Regions from separate parts of the Homo sapiens genome. Here region 1 is linked to region 2. A link is an interaction called in ENCODE POLR2A ChIA-PET data of the cell type or tissue named here. Cell type or tissue: OCI-LY7. All regions are shown on one strand. Each heading gives the region's core, and the rest is flanking DNA. Links, peaks and the distances in the headings are about the cores only.

What was found. ChIA-PET counts read pairs that join two places held together with the same protein. Peaks named below come from ENCODE experiments on the same cell type or tissue, not always from the same donor. Only the 100,000 strongest peaks of a DNase experiment are listed, where the experiment ranks them.
Region 1: POLR2A ChIA-PET joins it to region 2 with 6 read pairs; 1 of 35 experiments calls an interaction of 5 or more read pairs at or near these places.

Annotation. Positions count from the first base shown.
Region 1 is chr2:69,789,570-69,795,304 of GRCh38, forward strand. The region is part of intron 3 of ANXA4 (annexin A4); the gene reads left to right. SMANTIS (SMARCA4 interacting SWI/SNF chromatin remodeling complex scaffold lncRNA) reads right to left here. Exons shown (of 3, transcript NR_164155.1): 2 at 696-867; 3 at 1-357. Among named protein-coding and RNA genes, the nearest start is that of SMANTIS, 6.6 kb to the right of the region's middle. In OCI-LY7, for the core only: no CTCF peak of the experiment used is centred there; DNase peaks (open chromatin) are centred at 432 and 772; H3K4me3 peaks cover 1,347 bases; H3K27ac peaks cover 955 bases.
Region 2 is chr2:68,384,861-68,390,595 of GRCh38, forward strand. It overlaps PLEK (pleckstrin), which reads left to right. Exons shown (of 9, transcript NM_002664.3): 5 at 1,642-1,826; 6 at 3,527-3,631. Among named protein-coding and RNA genes, the nearest start is that of PLEK, 22 kb to the left of the region's middle. RefSeq lists enhancers at 2,416-2,595, 2,616-3,035, 4,286-4,335. In OCI-LY7, for the core only: CTCF peaks have their summits at 795, 3,091 and 3,291; DNase peaks (open chromatin) are centred at 811 and 2,961; H3K4me3 peaks cover 3,620 bases; H3K27ac peaks cover 4,543 bases.

The DNA of each region.
Region 1 (5,735 bases), core at 330-5,329, 1.4 Mb after region 2:
GCAAAAGAAAAGAACAGCTCTCCATCACAGAGAGGGGTCCCGAGCGGGTTGCCAAGTGGTAGTAAAATTGTCAGGGTTTTTATAAATGGGCTACTGAGGAGGGGGCTCATGAGCAGAGGAGGTCTTATCCTCCTAGGGTCCAGTGGTTTGGTTGGGACCAGGTGTGCCTTCTATATAGAGCAGAGTTTTTTTAAATCAGCTCTTATCCCATTCTCTGACCACATAGATGGACTCTTATTCTGTGTTTCTTTGTCTTGCTTATCTGGGAGGGAGAGTTTCTGTGTCTGTTCCCACACATCTTCTTGCAGCTGCAGACATCCACCCAAGTCTGTTTTTAGCTCCTCAATCTTACTGCGCCTAAAGGGAAGGAATATGCTTATTAAGACCCACTGTTTTACTGGGGCCCACTGTGTAAATGTGAAGTTTGGTGATTACCCAGGAGACTTCCCCCTCCCTTTCTGTGCTCAAGCCATCTTCTCTGTGTTTTACAGCCTGAACTTTCAGGCTGCTTGTTGTTAGAAGAGAAGTGCTTTTTTTTTGAACTGCATGAGGTTAGAAAGGGAGCTATTTTTGAGCTGCTTTTTGTTAAAAGGAAAGTTTTCTGCTGGGGACTCACTTTACCCTAAATGTCTACCTAAATCATTTCTTTCTGCCTCCTATAACATATTTCCCCCCTCAGGAATGAAATCCATAACTGCTGCTAGGGGAAACTGGGTGACGATTTCTTCTGGCTACTTCCTGCTGGAGAGTGGCGTTGTGTGGGGAACAGCAGCTAGGGCTCCTCCTGGGGTTGATTTAAGGGTCCCTCGTAGGAGGGCAGTTTCATTTTCGGCTCCATTTTCAGCACCATCTGAAGCTTGATGGTTTCTAAGCGAGAAGAGATAAACTTCACAAGGAGGTTTAGAATATAGGTTCTAAATATGAGTATTAAGATTACTATTATTAATGGGGGCACTATAGGCCGTAACCATGACAACAGAGTTTGTTTGATACCTGTGAGCCATTCAGATGGGTTGTGCTGCTGTAAGTGGGTATATGGGGCTTGGCTTTGTTTAGCTTCCTTGGTCTTACTTTCCCAAAAAAGGGAGAAACCCTGGGGTTCTAGTTTACCTGGCAGGATTTGTAGGATAATTGCCCAGAACTAGAACATGTTTCCAGATTTTTCTATTACCGATGCCTTTCTGTTTTCTCTGAGCTGCAGCCAGAGATTCCTGGTTGGTTGACAGGAGTAAGCAGGGTTAGTTTAAAATGTAGGCAAGAACTTAAAAACAACTGATGGGACTACAGGTTAATAACAGATGTATGATAAGTCTTAAAACATAATTTCTCTTTCTCTAGTCCTCATTTTTGTTAAAAATAATCTATGATAGGACTGAGTTGTTTGCAAAACAGACTTCAGTCCTATACTTGGCCTAATTATTTGCATAAAGTACAGCAAGAATAATCATCCTTACATAAGCCTCTTAGATTGGCTTTGATGGAACCTTGTTCCATGAGGAATTTTAGATAGGACTTTTTAAAGCCAAGCCCAGCCATAGGTTTGTACTTTTAAATACCTGTGAGTTGGATAAATTTTTTTCCTTCTTGAGGTTCCAGAAGCATGGGGTTCCTAGGCCTGTTAGAAAGTGACATTCTTTACTCACTGCAGGTCAGGAACCCTGTATGGAGACTGTGTAGACAGATATGAGGCCAGTTTTCCCCAGGGGCTTTTATTGGCTCAGCAAGTTAAGCTTGATTCCTTAAAGGGAAATATACCCTTCTAGTCAAAGCCTTGGTAAAACAACCAGTTTTTCCAATTGTGTTTTGTTGCAAGAGAAAATGGATTCTTGCTGCACTGATTCAAACAACTATATTGTTGTAATTTAAGAATATTTATAACTAGTTTCCAAATTCTACAGGAATTAGGCAGAGAGACATAAACATGCTCCAAACTTTGCCTATAGTAGTACACTTTGCTTAGTTATCAAAGGCTGTAGCTAGCTTAAGACAAGTTTTTTTGACTCTAAAAAATAAAATAAGGATTAGCCGTGTTCTAAGAATAAGTGAAGAATATTGCTTTAGTTTTCTATTAGTTCAGTTCATTCCATTAACTTTTGTTTTGATATTTATAAACATTTTAGCCTTTTATGAGTCCCATACATTTTTTGGTCATGACAAACCTGCATTGGAGAGAACTTGTTAAAGTCCCATGGCTTGATTATGAACCATCTTTTGAAGAGAATTAAAACAAAACAACAATTGTCTGTAAATGACAAAATGTCCAGTTTGGATACAGTCAGAAATACAATTGACAAAGAAATTTGGTTATTTTTGTGTTTTTCAAAAACCCAGCATAACAACCTTAATTGTAATAGCACATATTCAGACACTAGAACCATAGACATCCCATACAGTTTTGGAACACATGTTAATATTATTCCCTAAAGTATAACCTGAAGAGTATTAGACATCATTTTGGCAATTTTATGTACCTCAACATGTTAAATAATACTGTTTACCTCTCTTCTAGATGCTTCAGGGGTCCTCTGCAGCACCCAAAAGCCAGGGGTTAGGAAAGACAGACTTGAGACTAAAGTTTGACTTTGGGAAGCCTGTTAAGTATATTTAAAATTTAAAACACTTGATATTATGAAATAGAATTTTAGATTACCAAAAGTTTTTGTTTTTGCCAAAATGTTGAGCCAGAAATTTGAAAAAGCAAAAACCATTCATTAGCCTTTTCTATTCCATGAAAATCCCGTGTTAAGAGAGAAAGTTAAATTTTACCCTTGCATTAGTTTGCTATTAATGTTAAACTTAATTTTAAATGAAACATTATAGACAATCCTATTTAATTTTAACCAGTTTGACCATGAAGTGAGATTTTCACATACCTGTTATAACCCTTGACAAGTTTTGCTAAAGAGTAGATTAGCATTTTAAGAAAACCTTGCTGTGCTTTTATTTCAGTGATTAATTTACAGAAAAAAACCATATAATGCCCTTTTGCATTTAGTTAATATGTTTACACGCAGTGTTTTTTTTTGCAAGATTTTTACAGTTTTTTTTTACAATTTGCTTAAACCTTCTACTTTAAGACAATTCTTTATTTCTAAGCAAAATATACATTTCCATGCCCTCTTATAATCTTTAAATAAAAACATCTTTTACTGTTTTTACACACTTTCCATGTAATTCCATGTTCAGTAGTTTCAATCACATGTTATAATGGTAACTTTTAGTAATTTTTAACTTTAATGTAAAACCTGTTAGGTTGTTTTAATTATGTGCTGGATGCAGATAATGTTTGACTCCTTTCAGCATAGTTAGGGGCTTGGTTGCTTCCGTATGTTCCCAGGTGCTACCAATTGTGAAGCAGGCACGTTGATAGTTTTTAAAGGCTAAATAAAGAAGTAGTTTTATGGCCAGTCGCAATGGCTCCTGCCTGTAATCCCAGCACTTTGGGAGGCCAAGGCGGGCGGATCACGAGGTCAGGAGATCGAGACCATCCTGGCCAACATGGTGAAACCCCGTCTCTACTAAAAATGCAAAAATTAGATGGATGTGGTGGCGCGTGCCTGTAATCCCAGCTACTCAGGAGGCTGAGACAGGAGAATCACTTGAACCAGGGAGTCAGAGGTTGCAGTGGGCCAAGATCGCACTACTGCACTCCAGTCTGGCGACAGAGCAAGACTCCATCTCAAAAAAAAAAAAGCAGTTTACAACCTTAAAACATTTAGCAAACTAGTATTTGACCTGCATAATTTAGACCACATTTTTATACCTTGAAGACATTTGTATTTTACCAATAATTCCTAAGACTCTTTTTATTTTTAAAGATTAAAGTCACATGAACTGAAAGGTACCACAGCTTTTACTTTTCCCTTAAAAATGTTTGATTTAAGCGCTTATTTTTCTTAGGCCAATTAATTAGAGCTCCTTTTTTTAATAGGCATTACACAAGTAACACATATATAACCACACAAACAGAAGAAGATCCAGCAGTTATAAGATTTTGCATTTGCCAATGTCCCAATTGGATTATTGGCCTCTGAGTGAGGTTCTTTCAGAACAGAGCTAGGAATACAGCTTCCAGGGCCTAATAAGCAAGCATAGCCAGAAGACAAAGACGATTTTGAGAGGTATTTATTCACCTTTAATTCCAGGGGCTCCGAGGAAAACAGATTTTTCCTAAAATGGGATTTGTGGTGCATTTTCTGTTTCCCCAAGGAGTCCCAGGCCACCGGAAGCCATTCTAGGTGCACCAAGAGTGGCAAGACACAGTAAAAAAAAAAAGCAATTCAGTCAACTGAGAAAAAAAAGTTTCCAGATTTATGAAGATTTATTTAAGAAGATTTATGAAGAGAAAAACATAAAGGCCTTTTAAATATACCCATTGATTGGATATCCACTTTTAATTAAGCTGAATGCTCTTTAAGAAAATCCTTTTTCATTAATTAAAACTTTACAAAGAATGCAAACAGTAATTCTTATTATTTCTTTTACCCAGTTTGCTCCACTTACCTGTTCACAATCATGTTTAGGTTCTCCAGTTTTCTCTGGGAGAAAGTGGCTGGGCTCAGGCAAGGGCAGGTTTTCAGCTGGACTGCAGATCCCTTTAGCAGCAAAGCTTGGTATTTGAGGAGGCAATTGTTTGTCAGCCAGAGACTTTCCTTAGAGGACAACAGTCCTGTTACATTGTGTGGGGTTAAACAGTTATTTCCCATGGTTAACCCAGTGGCCTCTGACACCAGCAAAGCCTCCACTGTAACTGCTTGGAGGCAGGCTGACCATCCTTTGGCCACCAAGTTTTAAGTTCCTTGCTTAAGTAACTCACTGGCTGTTGAGCTGGACCTCAAGCCTTAGTTAAAACTTCCAGGGCCATTTCCTTCCTTTTTGTTACATAGAGACTGAATGCTTTCCCCATGGAAAGACTGAGGGCTGGTATGTTATGTTATATTATGTTATGTTATATTATGTTATGTTATGTTATGTTATGTTATGTTATGTTATGTTATGTTATGTTATTTTTGAGACGGAGTCTCACTCTGTCGCCCAGGCTGGAGTGCAGTGGCATGATCTCAGCTCACTGCAAGCTCTGCCTTCCGAGTTCACGCCATTCTCTTGCCTCAGCCTCCCGAGTAGCTGGGACTACAGGTGCCTGCCACCATGCCCAGCTAATTTTTTTTGCATTTTTAGTAGAGACGGGGTTTCACCGTGTTAGCCAGGAAGGCTTGGTTTAGCTGGTTAAAGGCTTTTTGAGCCTTAGGTTCCCAAAAGAGAGAGGGGTGAGTTTTAACTGTTTGAGTTTCTTTTATGAGGTGGTATAAAGGGTGAGCCATTTCCCTGTGCCCAGGTACTCACAGTTTACAAAATCCAGTAATGCCCAAGAATTTCCCTAACTATCAAAGGAAATGGGCCTAATCCTTTCCTCACCTGGTGCTCTGGTCCCTTCTGATAAGACCAGAACTAGGTACTTTACTGAAGTCTGACAGAGCTGAGCTTTGGATTTTGAGACTCTATACTCCCTTTCAGCTAAGAAATTAAGGAGAGTCTTAGCATCTTCCTGAGCCTTCCTTGATTGGGGCATAGAGGAAAGTGTTATCTACATACTGCAAGACCCTGACCTGAGGACGGGAAAACTTAGAGGGGTCCTTTGACAGTGCTTGTCCAAATGAGTGAGGGCTGTTTTGAAATCCCTGAGGCAGCACCATCCATGTTAACTGTGTGGTCTGGCCGGAGGGATCCTTACAGGC
Region 2 (5,735 bases), core at 188-5,187:
ATTACCACCCTGCCTCTTTCACAGGCTGCTATGAAGATAAAAAGAAGAAATGCAGTGTCACTTAGTTTATCTTTGTAGAGAAAGAAAAGTGAGCAAAAGCCTTTCATACATGAAATTCATGGAAGGCTCGCTATCCAACTGCTGTCACTCCTGTTTTGAGGGTGGCATCCCTACTGCTTTTGCCCGGATGACAGGACAGGCAGGCTGTCATGTTGACTCCCTTGTTGGCTACATTTGTAAGGAACACACTGCTTTTTATTTTTATCTTTTTTAATTGACACATAATAGTACGTATTTATGGGGCACAATTAATGTTCTGATACACATATACATTGTGCAGTGATCAAATCGTGGTAACTAGTGTATCCATCACCTCAAATATCTATCTTTTTTTGTTGTAAGAACAAACATGCTGTTTTTAATACAAAGCTTCATTGTAACCTGCTAATAATCCAATGTATGGGTCAATTTCATTTTCTTCTCTTTGCAATCATCTCTTGACCAGAAGATTGCTTAAATGACTTCTCAAGGTCCCTGCTAGACTCTGCAAAGTCATGACAATCAGTGCAGGTGATGTCATCAAATTTTAATTTAGGACATATATCCATCACATTATTTCCTATTTAAAAACTTAAAATGATTTCCCATTAGCCAAATTTCTTACTGTGCCATCAAAGCTCTCCCCACCCACCCTTCACCTCCCTCCTCCTCTTATTTCCTTTTGCCTTCTTTCCACCAACTCCTCCCCTGCCCCATGGGGCTGCTTTATGCCTGAGTGCATCTGTTCACACTGCTGCCCCCTCAGCTTGTGCTGGTTCCTCTGCATCCTGCTTCATATGCTTGGCAAACGCCTACTCATATTTTAAGCCTCTGCCCAGTGTCACTTCCTCTATGAATCTTTTCCTGATGGTGATGCACAGCCCTCTTCTCTCACCTCCTTCACCTCTTTCACACCTTCAGATTTGACCCAGTAGTCTCGCAACTGACTTATAGCAGAGCACTTGTTACAAGACTTATTTATTACACCCATCATGCCCTTTTACACTCCTTGAGGGAATTTCTCCAACACCCAGTAGAGTACCTAGCATCGAGTAGGTGCTCAGTAAATGTTTGTTCATCAATGGGATAAGTGAGTGGGTTAGTAAAACCTATTTCTTTGATGCATGTGTTGCTTTTTTTTAAGACAAAGACTTTATTTTTTTATTTTTAAAGTTATTATTTTTTTATTTTATTTTTGTTTTTATTTATTTATTTTTTATTATACTTTAAGTTTTAGGGTACATATTTTTTGAGATGGAGTCTTGTTATGTTGCCTGGGCTGGTCTTGAACTCCTGGGCTCAACTATCCTACTGCCTCAGCTTCCAGAGTAGCTGGGACAACAGGTGTGCCACCATACCTGGTCATGTGTTTCTTCTTAAGCAGCATGTAGATGTTCTTAAAAACCCTTTACATAGTTTTTTGTTTGTTTGTTTGTTTCTAGTGGGTATCTATCCCACTTATTTTGTTTTCTCTTTCTTGAAATAACAGGGGAGACGAGACAAGTCAGACCTGTGGGTGAGCTGGAGTCAGTTCAGGGGTGATTGTCAGGGGCTTGTTCTTCGGTAAGGAGAGTTAACCTTCCCTGTGCTGGTCCCATCTAGGTAACTGCGTCATTGATTGGCTGGTATCCAACCAGTCTGTTAGGAATCGCCAGGAAGGCCTCATGATTGCTTCATCGCTGCTCAATGAGGGGTATCTGCAGCCTGCTGGAGACATGTCCAAGAGTGCAGTGGATGGAACTGCTGAAAACCCTTTCCTGGACAACCCTGATGCCTTCTACTACTTTGTAAGAAAAGCTCCCCATCTCTTCTTCCTGTAAGGGAGGCTGCCCTGAGCAGATTCTAGATTGATTTCAGTTCATAGACATCTATAGAGCGCTGTTAGGCAGCGGGTAGGGAGGTCAGCCAGGAAGAACAAGGGAATACCTGAAGCTCCCAGGCCCATTTAGAGCTTCTGTTATACCAGCATTTCCCAACTCAACAGCTGCCCTCTCTACAACACTCGCCCTGTCCAAGTGAATTTGTTATTATAAAAGGATACTACTGTTTACTTGAAAAAAAATTTTTAAAGGACATTTTAAAGTTTATTGTTTCCTATTTACTTATTATTATTTTTTATTTATTTAGATGTAGTCTTGCTCTGTCACCCAGGCTGGAGTGCAGTGGTGTCATCTCGGCTCACTGCAACCTCCGCCTCCCGGGTTCAAGCGATTTTCCTGTCTCAGCTTCCCGAGTAGCTAGGATTACAGGCATGCGCCACCACACTCAGCTAATTTTCGTATTTTTAGTAAAGACAGCGTTTCACCATGTTGGCCAGGCTGGTCTCGAACTCCTGACCTCAAGTGATCCACCTGCCTCTGCCTCCCAACTATCTATTCTTATTCTAAGCAATAATTCATTTATAAAACTGTCTTAGACCCTAGTCCATGGCAAGCATTCTCTAAGACAAGAAGATACAGCCACGTAGACAAGCGTACTGGAGGGACAGGCAAAAATCCTGCCCTACTGCAGCTTCCTTTCCAGACAGGAGTCTATAAATCACAGGTTTGATGTATTAAGTGCATTATTCCAAATGTATGTTAAAACACATGACTCTTAATACAAAATGTGTCCACAGATGTCACTTCCTGCAGTCATCTTGTGTACCTCCCACAGTATGCTTACCCACGATTGGGAAACACTATATTATACAATGTGAACCTGTTCTTAGGCCATGTGAGCAATGGTGGATTTCTTGGGGGATTTTGGCAGTTTTGTTTCTATCTTGGATCAGAGCACAGAATTTAGGAAGTTACCTAAGAGAACCATTCTTCTTATAAACATGAAGTGAACACCCTAGAGGGTTTCATTTCACTTTAGGGGAAGTTCCACAGTCTGTTTTTTTTTTTTCTTCAGTCCTTTGATCTGGTCGTTTATAGCCATTTCAATGCAGGATTCTAAAAATACCCATCACAGTGGCTCCTCTTCCTCGGTCTGATTCATCATCTACTTTTGCTGAGCAAGTCCCACTTCCCTCATAACCTCAGGGGAAGAGGCTGGACACATGCTGTCACTTTTCTCCAAGAGGGGGCTCAGTGGCAAATGTTGAGCTGGTGATAGTATTGCCAATGAGAAATTAGCCTGCCCTGCTTTCAAGGATGTGACCATGATATCCCAAGAGAAGGAAGGCTTTGAAGGCAGACATGTGCCTGGTTAGGAAGATGGAGCTAAAGTTAGGATACAGCTTGGGAGACCCTCCAGAATAAAAGGATATTGACAAGATCACACCTGAGTGGAGACAAGAAAGGAACAGCCCCGGAAGCAAGTAAAAGGAGGAGGAGAAACTCGCTCATCAAGGACCTTTGAAGTTCAGATTGGGATGTACACAGGAATGGAGGAAAAAGGAGGAGGCTGCCCTCATGGCTGGAGGGGAGGGGGAATGGAGATGGCACAAGTTGCAATGTGCCTAAGACTGGTGATGTTAGCTTGCTGTTTGATTTTCCAACAGCCAGACAGTGGGTTCTTCTGTGAAGAGAATTCCAGTGATGATGATGTGATTCTGAAAGAAGAATTCAGAGGGGTCATTATCAAGCAGGGATGTTTACTGAAGCAGGTGAGTGGCCACAACTGCTCCCATCTAGCCTTTTCCCTTTACAAGGTCCTTTTTGTTTCTAAGTTACCCAGTGACTTTTGGTTTGTTTGGTTAATAGTCAAGCAGAAAATGAAACCCACAAAGTGAAAGATAGATGAGTAGCTCTTTAGATATCAAAGTGGCTTTAGATCAGGAAGATTGAGTTTGACAGGGCAGAAGATGTCCCTAAAAGTAGGAAAATGCCTCTTTTATCAATATCATAGGAAAAAAAAAGGTGTTTCAAGAAAAATATGGCCGGAGGAGATAAATTGTCTAAGAGATGCCATCCAAAAGACAAAGCTGTCTCATGGTAAAAGTACTTCCATTTTACCTGTCCCTCCTCCCTTCAAAGCAACCAGGAAAACAGGAACAGGCTACACCCAGAAGAGGAACAGAGTACACCACTGAGAGCAAAGAAGAGTCATTCCAGTCTGTGCTTAGGGCATGACAAGACCAAAACCTGGGCATGCAGAGGCCAGTTCACAGGAACAGCAGGCAAAAGTCAAATGCAGATTGAGGGCATGGACAGAGTCCTGGGGGGATGTCCAGGTGTCCACAGGTACAGGCCACCATCAGTCTTGGAGGCAAGGGCTGGAGAGTGCTGAGGAGCTCTAGTCGGTTACCAGGTGCCAAGGCATATGATGCCAAGAGGTAAGAGATGGACAGGGGCCAAGATGACTGAGGAAGCCAGGACCAGTACCTGGTGGAGGAAGTCGCAGGAAGACATGAGAATATTCAGGGGGAAGCTAGTTGATACTTGCACAAGGCATCTTAGAGGCCAAGGCTGCTTTGCAGGACCAAGGTCTTGCCTTCCTGGCTGCACTGTGAGCTGCCTTAAAAGTGCTGCTCAGTATATAATGGAGAGAATCTGTTGCCATCAGGAGATTTCCATGTACTGTCTATAGGCTCCACGGGACTGGGGGATCTGATTTATTTCATGTTAGGACCCTGAATGTCCATCTTAGTGATTAATGGAATGGGCAAGGAGGGAAGAACCAGAGAAGAGCCCATATTTACATTTATAAAGAGGGACTCTGGGCTGGGATAGCTGAAAGGAGGTATAGGTATGGATTTTGAGTTTCACAGGGGGAAGTGGGACATTCGAATGGAAAAATTACCTTCATATCAGGTTTTAAGAGAACAGTGTCCTAAGAAATATATGGCAAGAATTTATAAAGAATTCATGGACTATTATAGTATTTTTTTATGACAGGGTGACCAGCTGGCTAGATTAAAAGAAAGGCATGGGGCAGAGCCAGCCTTATGCCGGGAAGGCTCGGGCAGTTGCCTACGGACAGTTTGCCCGCTGCTGCTTTCTCGTTGGTTTTGCCAAATATTCCTATGTTCCTGGCTCTTTGATTGCAGGTGCTGGAATGTGGCTGTTAAGACAAGAAGAGTAACTTGGGAGGAAATTTCTTTATTTTGTTGATTTCTTCCATAATTCTATATTGTTATCAGTTATTTCTTGAATTAGTTGATTGGGCAAACCCTAATCTAGAATGGGGCTCTTGGAAAGCCAAGGATGAAGGCTAACAGTAGATAAAGTTGGGACTGGACTGGAGCCACGTCTCAGTGAAGCAGCCCAGTAGGAGACCTGGGATGGTCAAAAATTGTGTGTGGGTAATGAGTGTCTGGATGTATTTTGAAGACAATAGGGACAAGGATTGAACTTATGTGTTTTCCTTTGCCTTCCTTTGTCTGGCCTTTGATAGGTACAATTTAGCCTTAGCTAGCTCGGTTGGTGCACATTTGGATCTCCCAGGGAACTGTTAAAACTGCATGCCAGGCCAATTTAATCAGAGCCTCTGGATTTTTACAGCTCCCAAGTGATTCTGATGTGCAGCCAAAGCTGAGAACCACTGAGCCAGCCTTTTTCTTAAAAGCTAATTTATTCTATTATCAGTATACAAGTTAAATAGTCTTTCTTAGAAGCTTCCTTTTTATGTGAAGAAAACAGAAATCTACGTGCATTCAGGAATTTTGTTCTTTTACAATATTCTTTCCTCTGAATTTTTTTTCAGAGGTTGGGGAGCAAAAACCTCTTCGATTTGAATTGACACTTCCCCTTAATGTTTCTAATCTCTTA